Regions from separate parts of the Homo sapiens genome. Here region 1 is linked to region 2. Evidence: read pairs that join two places in POLR2A ChIA-PET (ENCODE). Cell type or tissue: IMR-90. All regions are shown on one strand. Each heading gives the region's core, and the rest is flanking DNA. Links, peaks and the distances in the headings are about the cores only.

Evidence for each region. Peaks named below come from ENCODE experiments on the same cell type or tissue, not always from the same donor. Only the 100,000 strongest peaks of a DNase experiment are listed, where the experiment ranks them.
Region 1: POLR2A ChIA-PET joins it to region 2 with 22 read pairs; 11 of 35 experiments call an interaction of 5 or more read pairs at or near these places.

Annotation. Positions count from the first base shown.
Region 1 is chr9:84,251,886-84,260,223 of GRCh38, reverse strand. No RefSeq gene overlaps it. Among named protein-coding and RNA genes, the nearest start is that of SLC28A3-AS1, 22 kb to the left of the region's middle. In IMR-90, for the core only: no CTCF peak of the experiment used is centred there; no DNase peak of the experiment used is centred there; H3K27me3 peaks cover 1,590 bases.
Region 2 is chr9:83,961,674-83,969,984 of GRCh38, reverse strand. It overlaps HNRNPK (heterogeneous nuclear ribonucleoprotein K), which reads left to right. Exons shown (of 17, transcript NM_031263.4): 17 at 545-1,902. The coding sequence ends at 578. It overlaps MIR7-1 (microRNA 7-1), which reads left to right and starts at 128; the gene lies at 128-237. RefSeq lists an enhancer at 6,667-7,297. In IMR-90, for the core only: no CTCF peak of the experiment used is centred there; no DNase peak of the experiment used is centred there; H3K27ac peaks cover 204 bases.

The sequences.
Region 1 (8,338 bases), core at 183-8,182, 290 kb before region 2:
GAAAGTCATGACTTTCCTTTAGCCTGTAGAACAGCAAGCCAATAACAAGGAAGAAAATATCAGTTCAGTATTTTGCTCCATAATTCCAGCAGTTCAACTTGGCTTTGTACTAGAAACAATGATTAGGACAAACACTATCTGAGGAGCATCAAGATGAATACAATAGTAAAGCCCTAAAAATCAAATAAAATCCCTAACAGGTCACAGCCATTCAAACGGGATAGAAGATTGAGGAAAATTCAAGCAGAAGGAAGAAGATGCCTCTCCAGGGATGCTGGAGACCCTGAGCCCTCTCTCACAAGATGTGACTATAAAGTAATGCGACTGATTTTAAAAGAAACACAACCAGAGCTTACACATCTAAGTGAGCCCTGTGTTGCTTGGGGAGCTGCGTTTTTGTGGCAAGGATGCTGCCGCAGCTCAGATATTAACTCTTGTTTGGGAATTGTCTTCAGTGTCTTCTTTAGCACGTTCTTCTAAATGTTGATCACACACACAAATCTTGGTCATGCGAGAGTGGAGTTTTTTCTAGAAAACTTACAGTGTCAACTCTTGGAAAAAGGTGGCGGGTCAAGGTAGATCATCATATTTTGGGATAAATCTGAGTTGCATGTATTAAATAGTAACTGGGTTCATTTTCCCTTGTGGCTTAAACATTGGACGGTGTGCTTCATCTAGAGAAAAAGATTCACCCACATGGAGTCAGTCAAGGAAAAACCTTAAGGAGCATGAACAAATCTTTGTGTTACTGACTTCAAAGAAAGGCCTCTTAATTCTAGTTCTTAATAATTTTATGTCTGTTGATAAGCTACTCTTCTGTCTCTCAACCCACATCTAAGCTCTTCTAAAGGAAAGGTCAATTATTAGATCAAATCATATGAAATTACTGCTATTTGACCATATTTAATGTACAAAAATCATGTCTTTCAAGGTAATCCATTTAACAGCTTTATATCTTAATAGAGGCCAGGTGCGGTGGCTCATGCCTGTAATCCCAGCACTTTGGGAGGCCAAGGCAAGTGGATCACAAGGTCAGGAGTTCGAGACCAGCCTGGCCACCATGGTGAAACCCCATCTCTACTAACAATACAAAAAATTAGCCAGGCATGGTGGCAGGCGCCTGTAATCCCAGCTACTCGGGAGGCTGAGGCAGGAGAATCGCTTGAATCTGGGAGGCGGAGGTTGCAGTGAGCCAAGATCACCCCACTGCACTCCAACCTGGGCAACAAGAGTGAAACTGTCTCAAAAAAAAAAAAAAAAAAAAAAAAAACTTAGTAGAGTGGTAAAAAGCAGTTCAAACGTGTTATCTAACATCACCCTGCTGCTGAGATGGACAATACTGAACATCGATATTGAGATCCTAGAGCATGTGATGTTAAACAGCCTCACAAGAGCCAAACGTCAGTTTTCTCTCTTAATAGTCCTATTTTTTATGCATTTAGGTTTTTCTCACCATCTAATTTAAACTGCACATCTTGAGGGTATAAAATATTCTGCCAAACACACCCACAAACAGCCTTTCACAATCAGGGCTATTCTGTAAAAACCATCCGTCTTACCCCAAGCAATGATGATAATGTGATTACCTACATATTGGAAAGCAGGTCTGCCAATTTGGTCCCTCTAGGTCCTGGGTCTCAGCCAGACAGGCCAGCTGATCTGATTTGTGCCTAAGCGATTTCACTAAGGAACAGAGTGTACCCTCCGCCTTTTCACCTCCCTCCCGCAGGGCAGATGTGACCCGGCCGATCACGGTTGAAGTTACTGTGCAGTGAGCCTTCTTTCCCCCTCTAGTTCTTCTCTTTGCTTTTCATTTCTTCGTTATCCTGCATTTATCATCAAAACGTGATCAGAGAAGCCCCTGGCCAGTTCTGCCCCTTCCCCCCTTGCTACACACCAGGGTGGACATTCATTTGAATATTCAGATTCATCCTCCAGTGTCTCTAATCTGCCTGGGAGAAAGGACTCATTGGTTAGAGCATAGAAATTTCTGGTTATTATTTCAGCATACAAATGTCATTTTATGTTTGGGTGGGTCTGCAAAAACTGTGTGACGTTTATTTGCCTCTTACATGATATTCTTCTCAGTGAAGAAAATACATCACTGATAAAATCTGGCCCCATGGGGTTTACCCGGTCATCAGCAGAGCTATCAAGACCCCGCGTAGAAGAGGCCTGCTCCGTGCTTCCCACCCAGGACTCAGCATCGGCCTGAGCAGAAAACCTGCACCGCCCTCCCAATCCCCTCCCCTACTCTTTTTCAGCAATCACTATCAGTGGGAAGTCACTCTGCACATTCAATTACATTGTGACAAATCTTAAATTGTTCACCTGCGCCTCAAAATGAAAAAAAGTGGGGCTACAACGCTATGGAATTATGGTCTCTGCTGGGGTCTTCCTAGTAAGTCCTAGGCCTGGCAGGAGGTGTTCACACGTCTTTTGTTAGCAGCTGGGCTGACCTCGCCTCAAGGCTCTTTTTCATTATTGCTGCCTGGAAAGGTATTTCCTGTTTTTTGGGTTTTTTTCTTTTAAAAAATATTTTTTTAATGAATCTTTCGTGATCACGAAAGCAATCTCTTTTCAATATCAGAAAATTAGAAAATGTTAACTGGGCCCAGTGGCTCATGCTTACAATCCCAGCACTTTGGGAGGTGAAGGGGGGAGAATCACTTAAGCCCAGGAGTTTGAGATCAGCCTGGGCAATATAGTGAGATCCCATCTCTACAAAAAATTTAAAAATTAGCCAAACATGGTGGCACACATCTGTAGTCCCAGCTACTCAGGAGGATTGCTTGAGCCCGGGAAGTTGAGGCTACAGTAAGACATGATTGCACCACTGCACTCCAGCCTAGGCGACAGAGCGAGACTCTGTCTCAAAAAACAAAGAAAAAATTAGAAAGTGTTGATGAGAAAAAAAGGAAAATCAAACCATCATATTCTTATTCCCCCAAGATTACCACAGTTAACCCCAATGTGCAAATCCTCCCACACTTTCTCTCTGTACATATATATGTATTTTATATATACATATACAGGTATACTCTTATAAGTATATATATATATACATATATAAAATCAGTCATCTTTCCATGTCAATCAATTTTCTTCTTATTTAATGCCTTTCCAATTTTCTCCATTGTCCCCAAAACATCTGTTATTTTAGGAGTTTAGCTAAACCACATCCAATCCAGGACCACACGCTGTATCTGGTTGTAATGTTTTTAAAATCTCTTTAAATCTAGAACACTCGTCTCTTACTGCTCATCACTGATTGAAGAGTCTAGGCCAGTTGTCTAGTTAAAGACCCAGCCTCTGGAATTATTTGCCTTGTTGCTTCCTTAGATGTTCAGTTTTTTTGGGGGTGGGGGGTGTTGTTTGTTTTGTTTTGTTTTGAGACAAGTTTTCTGTTTGGTTTGTTTTGTTTCTTGCTCTGTCACCCAGGCTGGAGTGCAGTGGTGCAGTCTCGGCTCACTGCAACCTCCACCTCCCAAACTCAAATGATCTTCCCACCCCAGCCTCCTAAGTAGCTGGGACCACAGGCTGGAGCTACCACACCCAGGTCCTCAGTTATTAAGCTTGTTCTTCCATCTCTATATTCCCTGTGAACTGGAAATCAGATCCAAGGGATTAGATTCCAACATTTCTAGGCTAGAATCCATCCGGAAAGCTGTGGAATGCTTTACACTGTCCCACATCAGCAGACACTTCACACTCAGTTGCTCACCATTAGTAACGCTCCCATTGCCCACTGGGTAGGGAGATGATAGTCTAATCTATCTATCCAGGAAGTATCCTTTGGGGTGTTACTTTGGCAAATTATTTTCCAGACTTTAAACCTTTGTAGCCAGTATCCTGATCCAAAAACCATACCATAAGTAACTAGTAAAGAACAGACAGGACCAGTTTGAGATCAAAGCCAGGGAGGAGTAAGTGGGGAAGAGTGAAGGTACGAATTTGCTTAGTGTTCACAGCTGGAAGGAAGACTCACTGTTACAGTTTTCACGGTGCCCTCTACCTTCCAAAGTAATTGATAGACATTACGGAAGCTTGGTGTACATCACAAGCCCCGAGGACTCGAGGGAGACTGAGCAACTGGGAAAGTCAGCACCGGGTGTTGTGTCATTTTTTTTTTCCTGAAAAGCTCTTCTCGGGAGGTCCTCAGGGATTCTGATTTCTCTTTTAACACTCATTAGTCAAGGTGATAATGCCAGGCTCACACATATAAGTTCTCCAGAAATAAGAACTGCCTGTAATCTTCCTCAGAGGAGCCTGATCTAAGTATCTACTTGAGCTACAATCCCATAGGGTTGGATATTGTCACAGCAACGAAACACCAGCAGGGACCTTGATCCCATCTCCCCACCTACCTACTTTAATCTCTGTCTCGGTCCTGGGGAACAACAATTCTGTGATAAGGACGTCATGCAGGTGAAGTTGTTTAATAGAGCTATGGTTGCTGAGTTCAGTGCTAGATAGGGGACCCCAGATGGGGCTCTCTCAGGTACACATCCCATCAGGCACCCACTGTCACTGTGATTTGGTGGTCTTGTTAGCCATGCACAGTATAGGTTGTGCTGTTTGCTTTTTTGAGGTAAGAGGGGCACCGTATTTCAGACAGCAGGAAAAAACCTGAATTTGTCAATCCTATACATACAACTGCATTTATACTCAGGAGAAATATACCTCTGAAGAGGTTTGCCTCTGTGCCTTTAAGCAAGACATTCGCAGAATAAATCAGAGCTGAGGTGGCTCTGTCTGAGACTGTCAGGATGGCCCAATTTCCAGAATAATAACAGAGATGTGCTTGGATAAGGCAAATTGGCTCAGGACATGAGAGGCAGAGAAAATACATAACACAGCCCTTGGCTAAGCGGAAACTCAATAACTACCGTCTGAATGATGCAGCCAGGTAAATCTCCTAATGGACACCAAGTTGAAAATTAAAAGGAAAAAGAAGAGCACAGTGTTTAGAAAAATGGGTCCTACAGGCTCTTCTCCCTGCTGCTTCGATGCTAGGAAGGTTCTTCTAGACTGCTTTTAGTACAAGAAGCTTGTACAACCAGTTCGGCTGGAAGTGTGCCTGCCACCCTGCCACGGCCCTCATTAGATGACTCTGACCTGTTGAAAAGCTGAAAATAGAACATTGAGCCATTTTCTCTGCAGCTCAACTGTTATAATTGTCTGTCTTTCTAAATATTAGCAGTACCCTAGTTATACCGTCATTTTAAAAATACTTGTCCATTTTTACCTTTTCTTAACACCACTGACCACCACACTACTTTTCTTCAGGGAAAGGTTTTTTATGTAAAGAGAGGAGTGACTTTCATTTTATTTCCTTTCTCCCTAGACAGCTAGAGATATTACTTTAAAAACAAATTCTTGAGGGCTTTTATCCTTGGTTTAAATCACCTGGAAAAATCAGTAGGGAAGAATAGAGTATTTCCTTAGTTACCAATTGGCTGTAGTAACTAAAGCCTGCAAAAATCCATCTCACACTTCCTATTAAAATTTTATAAGCATTAAAAATATTCACTTGGATGCTGTATGGTGTTTTTTCTTTTGCGACCAAGCTGAATTTTTTTCACTCTGACTTCTATAGCCTGGCTGATTTTTCTTATTTACTTACTTAAAATTTTTTTAAATTAATAAGTGAACTCCTGGCAGGGAACAGGGCTCACAACTGTAATCCCAGGGCTTTGAGAGGCTGTGGCAGGAAGATAGCTTGACACCAGGAATTTGAGACCAGCTTGGGCAACATAGTGAGATCCCATCACTAAAAAAAAAACTTTTTTTAATTAGCCAGGTGTGGTAGTATGTGCCTGTAGTCCTAATTACTCAGGAGGCTAAGGCAGGAGAATCGCTTGAGACCAGAAATTCAAGGCTGCAGTAAGCTACGATCACACCACTGCACTCCAGCCTGGGTGACAGAGAGAGACCCTGTCTCCAAAAAAAAAAAATAATAATAAATAAATAAATAAATAAATAAGCGAGCTCCCAGTTCTGTTCAATAAACCAATGGCCTTTGAATTTTCCAATAGGAGTCTCTTCCGAATCTGGAACCAAGCCTTGGCAACACAGAGTGTTGGATGGACAACACACATAATAAACTGTTTACCCTGAAATGCATGTTTCAAAGGCTTCTCTGCATTAGATGACAGACTTCCTACAAATCATAACTAATATTCATGTCAACTTCCCTTTTCCAGCTTTAAAGCTGATACAAATGCCCTCTCTGGTATCTGTGGACTAACATTTCCCTAGCCCCTAGTTCTCACTTTCTATGTGCTTAGCTTAAAGGGCCTGACTCCAACTGGACTGAATATTTTTTTGCAAATCTATGGGCTTTTGAACATCGGACTTTTCAGGAATCTTATTTAAAGCACAAATTTCCAGGCCTCACCTTCCACAGACTCTGATCTGGTAAATCTTAGTAGGATCCATGAGTCTGCATTTTCAACAAGCTTCTGTCCCCACCCCAAGTAAATGGTCCTTGGAATGCACTTTGACCAACATTTCTCCAAGAATGTCAATCTCCAAAGCTTTTGATTAATGCTGTTTTCATTCATTTAGTCAACAAATGGTGGCTAGGTACCCACTATGTGCAGGATGCCACTTGAGGGACAGATAAATTTCATATGGGCCCTGCCCTCAAGAAACTTACAATCTAATGGGAGAAATGAGACGTGAACATCAATAACTAACCAAAGGAGTAAGAGGTGGTCCTGAGAGAGACAGATAAAATATTATAAGAGTTCAGAGGAGAAAGAGGTAACATTGAGATAGAAGGGATAAGGCATGGTTTTATGGAGAGATGAGGTATGCATTAAACCTGAAAGTACAAAGTATTTGGGCACATGGAGGTAGAAAAGCAGAGTCACTGTCAAACATAGCAGGCGCGAGCAAAGCCACAACGTGGGGGAGGATGAGGCTGTGTAGGGAAGAGGGAGGCATTTAACTTGCTTGGAGCACAGGGTGCAGGCAGGGGCAGAGAAGCAAAGGAGCTTATAAAAGAGAGTTGTAGCCAAATCCTGGAGGGCTTTGAATGCCAAGTCACAGAGTAGGGTCACGAGTAAGAGCTTTAGGTATACCCGGAAAACGGGTGACTGTGAGCCGAGTTGCAAGTAGCCACAAGCTGCACTAAGCAGGTAGCAATGTGGCAGCTGTGGGCATTCTTCCTAGACGGAGGGAAAAAAATCTACTGAGCTCTTCTCTGTAAGAATCCCTCAACCCTACAGTCCAGCCAGAGCATCATTCATTATTTCTCAAAATATGATGTCCAATGTAAGCTCACACCTTGCCTTGTAGTAACCCATTAATGTTAGAAAAGGGCTAGCGCTTTTACCTGTGGGTTTAACCATCACAAAGCCTATAAGTGCTCCTTGAGAAGAAAGGATGAGAACAAAATGCAAGGTGAGAGTGCTCCATGCTCTCACACTTTTCTCCTCTCGAGAACACTACTACTTCTCCACACATGCTCCAACACACACATACACACACACAGCCAAAACTTAGGGGAGATGGCTGGCTGAAAATAAGGGCACAGTGGTATTAAGACTAGACCTTCCCTGGTCAAATTTTCCATACCCTGTTTAATGAGTAAGTTTTATTTACAGTTGGCCCAACGTAGCCCAGGTTCTTTATTTGTAGATTCAGCCAGCCTTGGATCAAAAATATCCAAGAAAAATAAAAATAAAAACAGCAATACAACAACAAAAATTATTACAAATAATAAACAATACAGTCTAACAACTATTTATATAGGATTTACATCGTATTAGGTATTATAAGTAATCTAGAGATGATCTGAAGCTTATGAAAATATGTGCATAGATTATATGCAAATACTATGCCATTTTATATCAGAGACTTGAACTTCTAAGGATTTTTGTATCCTCAGAGGTCCTGGAACTAATACCCCATGGATACAGAGTGTATTACAGCACTATGTATGACTCTTTGTAGACTTTAAGGGTTTTACAACTTCCCCGATATCTACCCAGGAAAAAAACAGACCATAAATACTAAACATCTCATTCTTTCTGCAGTCGTAATAGTTCTATCGCCAGCACTTCGCCACCACCACCCCTAGATCGAGGTCCCCAGCTCAGGAGCTGACTGACCATCTGCATTTCAAACAATCACATGAAAATCCATAATTAGGAGGCTAATGCCTTTGCATGCATTTCAGAATCACCAACAGCATAGATTACATGAGCAAATTGCGTCAATAAATTCAGCTGCCACCCTATTTTTCACCCGAGTCTTATCAGAAATACAAAACAACATGTGCCAGAGATAAATGAATTACAGTCAGAAGCAGGGACCCAAGAAAAGCAGG
Region 2 (8,311 bases), core at 1-8,000:
GACATTCAATACTAATCTTGCTGGAAGAAGCCTTAACCAAGCAAACTTCTCATTTCTCTGGTGAAAACTGCTGCCAAAACCACTTGTTAAAAATTGTACAGAGCCTGTAGAAAATATAGAAGATTCATTGGATGTTGGCCTAGTTCTGTGTGGAAGACTAGTGATTTTGTTGTTTTTAGATAACTAAATCGACAACAAATCACAGTCTGCCATATGGCACAGGCCATGCCTCTACAGGACAAATGATTGGTGCTGTAAAATGCAGCATTTCACACCTTACTAGCATTCTTTGTCTTTTCTACCAAATATTAACAACTTTCAATTCCGTTTTCTTAATTCTGTTCTACTAATGTCCGATTTACTACTCATCATTTTTCTTGACACTTAACATTGCTTTAATTTGTAATTGCTAATGGTTTTTGAACTCTTCTAATTGTAATGGACGTGTTTATCATTTTAATTTAGCATTGAAATTGTCTTGATGTTGATTAAGATGTTACGAGCAAAAATTCTAATTCGCACTTTTTTTTCTTTTCTTTTATAGTGTGAAGCAGTATGCAGATGTTGAAGGATTCTAATGCAAGATATTTTTTCTTTTTTATAGTGTGAAGCAGTATTCTGGAAAGTTTTTCTAAGACTAGTGAAGAACTGAAGGAGTCCTGCATCTTTTTTTTTTTATCTGCTTCTGTTTAAAAAGCCAACATTCCTCTGCTTCATAGGTGTTCTGCATTTGAGGTGTAGTGAAATCTTTGCTGTTCACCAGATGTAATGTTTTAGTTCCTTACAAACAGGGTTGGGGGGGGGAAGGGCGTGCAAAAACTAACATTGAAATTTTGAAACAGCAGCAGAGTGAGTGGATTTTATTTTTCGTTATTGTTGGTGGTTTAAAAAATTCCCCCCATGTAATTATTGTGAACACCTTGCTTTGTGGTCACTGTAACATTTGGGGGGTGGGACAGGGAGGAAAAGTAACAATAGTCCACATGTCCCTGGCATCTGTTCAGAGCAGTGTGCAGAATGTAATGCTCTTTTGTAAGAAACGTTTTATGATTTTTAAAATAAATTTAGTGAACCTATTTTTGGTGGTCATTTTTTTTTTAAGACAGTCATTTTAAAATGGTGGCTGAATTTCCCAACCCACCCCCAAACTAAACACTAAGTTTAATTTTCAGCTCCTCTGTTGGACATATAAGTGCATCTCTTGTTGGACATAGGCAAAATAACTTGGCAAACTTAGTTCTGGTGATTTCTTGATGGTTTGGAAGTCTATTGCTGGGAAGAAATTCCATCATACATATTCATGCTTATAATAAGCTGGGGATTTTTTGTTTGTTTTTGCAAATGCTTGCCCCTACTTTTCAACAATTTTCTATGTTAGTTGTGAAGAACTAAGGTGGGGAGCAGTACTACAAGTTGAGTAATGGTATGAGTATATACCAGAATTCTGATTGGCAGCAAGTTTTATTAATCAGAATAACACTTGGTTATGGAAGTGACTAATGCTGAAAAAATTGATTATTTTTATTAGATAATTTCTCACCTATAGACTTAAACTGTCAATTTGCTCTAGTGTCTTATTAGTTAAACTTTGTAAAATATATATATACTTGTTTTTCCATTGTATGCAAATTGAAAGAAAAAGATGTACCATTTCTCTGTTGTATGTTGGATTATGTAGGAAATGTTTGTGTACAATTCAAAAAAAAAAAAGATGAAAAAAGTTCCTGTGGATGTTTTGTGTAGTATCTTGGCATTTGTATTGATAGTTAAAATTCACTTCCAAATAAATAAAACACCCATGATGCTAGATTTGATGTGTGCCCGATTTGAACAAGGGTTGATTGACACCTGTAAAATTTGTTGAAACGTTCCTCTTAAAAGGAAATATAGTAATCTTATGTATTTTTTTGTGTGAAGTGTTTTTCTAGCATTTATAAGTGAAAGCTGGCAGGGGTGGTAGTTGGGCTCATAATTAACGTGGTAATTTAGCAAAATGAGAGCCTAGTCATCCAATTTTTTTTTTCTTATAGTCAGCCAGAGCTTTCCTCATTACCTATGAGAAATTTTGAGTGAGTTACTTGGTTCCTTTCTCTAAAATAGCTTTAGTTTGATGTTTGAGAATATCGGAGATAATGTAAAATAACTGCAGAGTATGGTTCCCGGCTCATATTTCTGAAGTACTACTTATTAACCTCCAGCTGTCCAGAAAGCTTGAAAACTGTTTTTGTTTTGTTTTGTTTTGTTTTTTGAGACAGTGTCTTGCTGTTTTTCCCAGGCTGGAGTGCAGTGGCATAATCTTGGCTCACTGCAACCTCCATCTTCTGGGCACAAGCAATCTTCCTGCCTCAAAACAGATGAACAACTATATAGGAAAGGAGTCATGAATGTAATTATTGAATTTAGGTCAGAGGCTTGTGTATAATAAAAGTAACAGTTGGGCAGTTCTAGAATTCATGTAAGTATTAATAGTATGAACAGAATAATGTCTTTTAAGGGAAGTAGAGTTGAGTGACATTTAGTTTGGGGAGGGACGTAGAGTGATCTTTTGATTAATGAAGAACATGAAGTAAATGTCAAAATATTACTTAAAACTAGTGAATGCTACCTGTGGTATGGTTTCCCCAGTGTGGTTGAGTTGGGGTTGCTCAGGGTGAAATGAGCCCTTACCCCTAAAGAAAAATGACAAGGACACTTTAGTCAAATTGTTAATCCTACTGAAGGAAAGCATCCCTGGAGAGAACACTGGCTTCCAAAGCTTTTATCTGTTACCTGTAAATGAGTTATGTAACACATGGACCATTAGCTGCAAATGTTTTCACTTTTGCATTTTACAATAATTTCAGACCTTAAACACATCATTCTACTGAAGACTTAATGGATTGAAGAATATCTGGTATTGATATCTTTGATATACAGCTTTGGGAGGGAGAGGGGCCTTTTGCATTGCCACTGCTATTGATTGGTAAATGGTATTTAAAATTTGGGTGAGAATTGGGACAGGTTGGGAGAATTTTCACAAAGGGTGGGAGAAGTGAACATAAGCTCTTTAATTAAATGGAATATTGAGACAATTTTGTAAGAAGTTACTGGTGTATAATGCTGACTTAGTTTCAAAAATTTAGCCTAACTTTTTGTAAGTTAATTACCAAAATGCCAACAGACAGAAACCAAGTTGTACTAGTTATCTCAAGAATTTAAAACCTTTCCCTACTATTCAAATTTTGTTTGCCTTTGTTTTATTGTACTGAGACATATAATGTAAAATACTAAATCTGATCTAATAGCAAAGAAAATCAAACCAAACAGCAAAATTTCCTTTTAAAAAACCCTTTCATTAGTTTTAAGGTTTTTTAGTACTCAATTACTACCGTTCCACGTGAATTAGGTAATGAATTGCTTCAGATTGCTGTGATTCGAAGTAAATTTAATTAGCCTCGGTGCAGTGGCTCACACGTGTAACCCCAGCATTTTGGGGGCCAAGGTGGACAGATGGCTTGAGCCCAAGAGTTTGAGACAGCCTGGGCAATATGGTGAAACCCCATCTCTACAAAAAATTAGCCAAGCATGGTGGCGCGTACCTGTAGTCCCAGTTAGGAGGCTTGAGGTGGGAGGATCGCCTGAGCCCGGGAAGTGGAGGCTGCAGTGAACCTTGATGGCACTACTGCACTACAGCCTGGGTGACAGACCCTGTCTCAATCCAGTAAGTTTTTATGTTAAAGAGAACCAAAAAAAGGAGAAGAATTTTTGTTTTTAAAAAGATGGTCTGGCTGTGTCGCCCAGGCTGGAGTGCAGTGGTGCTATCTCGGCTCCTGGCTCAGGCCATCCCCAGAGACCTTCCTATATTTCAGACCGGGGCAAGAGCAGTGGGAGATGATTAATGAGAGAGCAGAAACTCCAGATGGGTTGAAAAGGACGCCAAAAGCACAAAAACAAGGCACTAGCCTCACTTCTAATTTGAAACCCTGCAAAGTGTTCCTATGACCACATGGGATAGAAAGCACAGAAGACCGAGAGATACACAATGTTTGGCACAGAGATGATCTGAGATTACAGACACAAACACCCCACAGAATTTTCCTTTGATTCCCAGATGTCGTAAGAGGGACATCACTTGAGAACCAATGGGACTTGTGATGGGGTCATTATGGTGAAAGATAGGGTTACTGCATAGTAGCAGCTGTAAGATAAAGAGCCCAGCTAGTGGCTGGATACAGATGGCAGAATAGCAAAAGATTTGCAGTACCAGTGAAAGCCAAGGCGAGATAGTCAAGGAGAGACCACTGAATTGAGTGCCAGTTATATTAGCTTTGGCGCACACCTATAATCCCAGCTGCTCAGGAGGCTGAGGCAGGAGAATTGCTTGAATCTGGGAGGCGGAGGTTGCAGTGAGCCGAGATCGTGCCACTGCACTCTAGCCTGGGCAACAAGAGAAAAACTCCGTCTCAAATAAAAAAAGGAAGACCAGTTTTTTCTGCTATCAGTGGGAATGGGAATTTATGAGAAAACTCACAAGGCATATCTAGGAATTTACCCTGGAATTACCAAGAAACAGGAGAGTTAAGACTAATGCAATCAAACCATAAATTCTAGGTGGAGGTGATCTCACTTGGAATGGGCCTTCAGATCATTTATTCATACTTTGTGTCTCAAATTGGTACCAATTCTGTGTATAGTTCAGACTCTGGAACTCGGGATCAGGCTGACACTGCTGAGACTGCATCATGGTTTGACCAATTTTCCCTGCCCTGTGCTCCTTTCCTCATTCTGCTTCAACTGAGAGCACTCTCGAAGTGAATCAATTGCACAAAAATCCCTGGCTTAGGCTCTGCTTCTAGGACTTGATCTAACACAGTTAAGCTGAAGCTAAAGCAGAAATGTACATCACCCACATATCCTGGACTTGATTGTGATGCAGCAAATAATGAGACTGGGTTGTCTCCCTCAGAAGAGGGGGTGAGAAACTTATGAAGAATAACTGCATTATACTAGTATTTCTGAAAGTACATGAGAAAAAAATTCTTGAATGCTGAACAGCTAAAGGGTGAATTATAATGGACATCTTATTAATACCACATCAGTTTCCCCTTTCTAATTGCACACAGTTTTCCTTGAGTTTTTCTCTCTCCATTGTACATAGGCTTGAGGAGAAAGAAATCCTGGTCCTTAACGGGTTATTTTGTCACCCCAGAGGGTGGACATTTGATTTAGGCTTGGCCAACCAGACTCTTTCTCCTGAGATTTTCAATCTTGAGGAGAATGATGCAAGCAAGCTGTAATGCTTATAGGTTTTTTTGGGTTTTTTGTTTGTTTTTTGAGATAGTCTCCCTCTGTCACCCAGGCTGCAGTACAGTGGCATCTCGGCTCACTGCAACCTCCGCCTGCCAGGTTCAAGTGATTTGCCTGCCTCAGCCTCCGGAGTAGCTGGGACTACAGAACTACAGCCACCACACCGAGCTAATTTTTTTTTTTTTTTTTTTTTTTTTTTTGAGACAGAGTCTTGCTCTGTCACCCAGGCTGGAGTGCAGTGCTGTGATCTCTGCTCACTGCAAGCTCCGCCTCCCGGGTTCTCGCCATTCTCCTGCCTCAGCCTCCTGAGTAGCTGGGACTACAGGTGTCCGCCACCACGCCCGGCTAATTTTTTTGTATTTTTAGTAGAGACAGGGTTTCACCATGTAAGCCAGGATGGTCTCCATCTCCTGACCTCGTGATCTGCCCGCTTCGGCTTCCCAAAGTGCTAGGGATTACAGGCGTGAGCCACCGCGCCCCGCCTTTTTTTTTTTTTTTTTTTTTTTTTTTTTTTCAGTAGAGACACGGTTTCACCATGTTGGCCAGGCTGGTCTTTTTTTTTTTTTTTTTTTTTTTTCCTGAGATGGAGTTTCGCTCTTGTTGCCAGGCTGGAGTGCAATGGCGCAATCTTGGTTCACTGCAACCTCTGCCTCTGGGATTCAAGCAATTCTCCTACCTCAGCCTCCCATGTAGCTGGGATTACAGGCAGGCGCCACCACACCCGGCTAATTTTTGTATTTTTAGTACAGACGGGGTTTCACCATGTTGGCCAGGCTGGTCTCAAACTCCTGCCCACCTCGGCCTCCCAAAGTGCTGGGATTACAGGCGTGAGCCACCACACCCAGCACAGACTGGTCTTGAACTCCTAAACTCAGTTAATCTGCCTGCCTTGGCCTCCCAAAGTGCTAGGATTCAGGCATGAGCCACCATGCCCAGCCTATAGTTCATTTTTTAAATAGCACTAATTAGAAGACAACTTTGGGCAGTTTCTGCTCTCAAAACTCTAAAGCTGCCGGTTTTCTGTTTATGAGTCTGGTTACCCAGCCTTCTCTTCCATCGTGTGAGCTTTCTCATAACCTTTCAAAACATTCCTCTCACCGCAAAAATAATAACTGTGAGGTAATGCATTTACTAATTAGCTAGATTTAAACATTCCACAATGCAAGTATACTTCAAAACATCATGTTGTACGTAAGTACATATAATTTTATTTGCCAATTAAATTTTTTTTTTTTTTTTTTGGAGACAGTCTTGCTCTGTCGTCCAGGCTGGAGTGCAGTGGCGCGATACTAGCTCACTGCAACCTCCGTCTCCCAGGTTCAAGTGATTCTCCTGCCTCCGCCTCCTGAGTAGCTGGGACTACAGGCTCGTGCCACCACGCCTGGCTAATTTTTTGTATTTTTAGTAGAGACAGGTTTTCACTGTGTTAGCCAGGATGGTCTCACATCTCCTGACCTCGTGATCCGCCCACCTCGGACTCCCAAAGTGCTGAGATTACAGGCATGAGCTACCGCACCCGGCCTTAAAATTTTTTTTTTTTTAATTTTGCTTAGCCATTCAGTGGCTATTACATGCAGCCCTTCAATTAAAGAGGTTTATCTTATACAGGCAGCATTGCTAATTTAAGGGAGGACAGCAACAAAATAATGGATGACAGCTCTTGCTCCACCTCAGCTGCCACTGCTGCCAACCAGTTTCACTAGACCATAGTTACGCCATGTCTGGGGCTGATCAGTCATTTCCTAGAAAGTGCCAGGCTCTACCTCAAGGTTGAACAGGCAGGACAATGAGTAACATACCTGGGCTCTTTTTTTTTTTTTTTTTTTTTTTTTTTTTGAGATAGGATCTCACTTTGTTGCCCAGGCTGGAGTACAGTGGCAGGATCTCTCCTCACTGCAACCTTTGCCTCCCAGGTTCAAGCCATCCTCCTGCCTCAGCCTCCTGAGTAGCAGGAACTAGAGGCGCGTGCCACCATGCCCAGCTAACTTTTTTAAATTTTTTGTAGAGATGGGGTTTCACCATGTTGCCCAGGCTGGTGTTGAACTGATGGACTCAAGACAATTTGCCAGCCTCGGCCTCCCATAGTGCTGGGATTACAGGTGTTAGCCACCATGCCCAGCCCATACCTAGGGTTTCTGGCTTTTCCTTCACTTTCAGACTTGGATAAAATGCCACACCTCACAGGGATACGACTTCCTGAGTAACCACCAAAGGAGCTGGATGATGCAACCTGGAATTATGGAGGAGTTAACTCCCTGTGGGGCAAACTGTAACCAATGGGAATTTGTTTTCCTTCCTCCCAAAAACTGCCCTGAGGCAGTTTGTCCAGAAAGTTTGTCGAGAGACTTCCCCAAAGACTGTGCCAGCACTCCTACTGAGTGACTAGCTGTGTCTCTCTGAGCTCACCATGAAGCAGTGGCAGGACAATACAGTGTCCCCGTCAATGTCCACACCCAAAGATTGCACCTCATAGATTAAATATCAGCACTTAACCCCTGCCCCAGATTCTGTTTTCAAGGGAATCCAAGTTAAATAATCCTTTGTACCTGTTTATTTTTGTACTGTTTTAAAATAATACTTAGCTCTTCCTCCTAAGTAGGAAATATTAACTTCACTAATTAAAAGCAAAATATGGGCTGGGCACAATGGCTCACGCCTGTAATACCAGCACTTTGGGAGGCCAAGGCGGGCAGATCACGAGTTCAGGAGTTCAAGACCAGTCTGGCCAACATGGTGAAACCCCATCTCTACTAAAAATACAAAAATTAGCTAGGCATGGTGGCACACGTGTGTAATCCCAAGCTACTCAGGAGGCTGAGGCAGGAGAATTGCTTGAACCCAGGAGGTGGAGGTTGCAGTGAGCTGAGATCACGCCACTGCACTGCACTCCAGCCTAGGCGACAGAGTGAGACTCTTTCTCAAAAAAAAAAAAAAAAAAAAGCAAAATATGGTTCAAAAAACTCTAACTGGCTTTGAACTGTAGTAATAATGTTAATGATATATAATGGGAAACAATAGATTTATT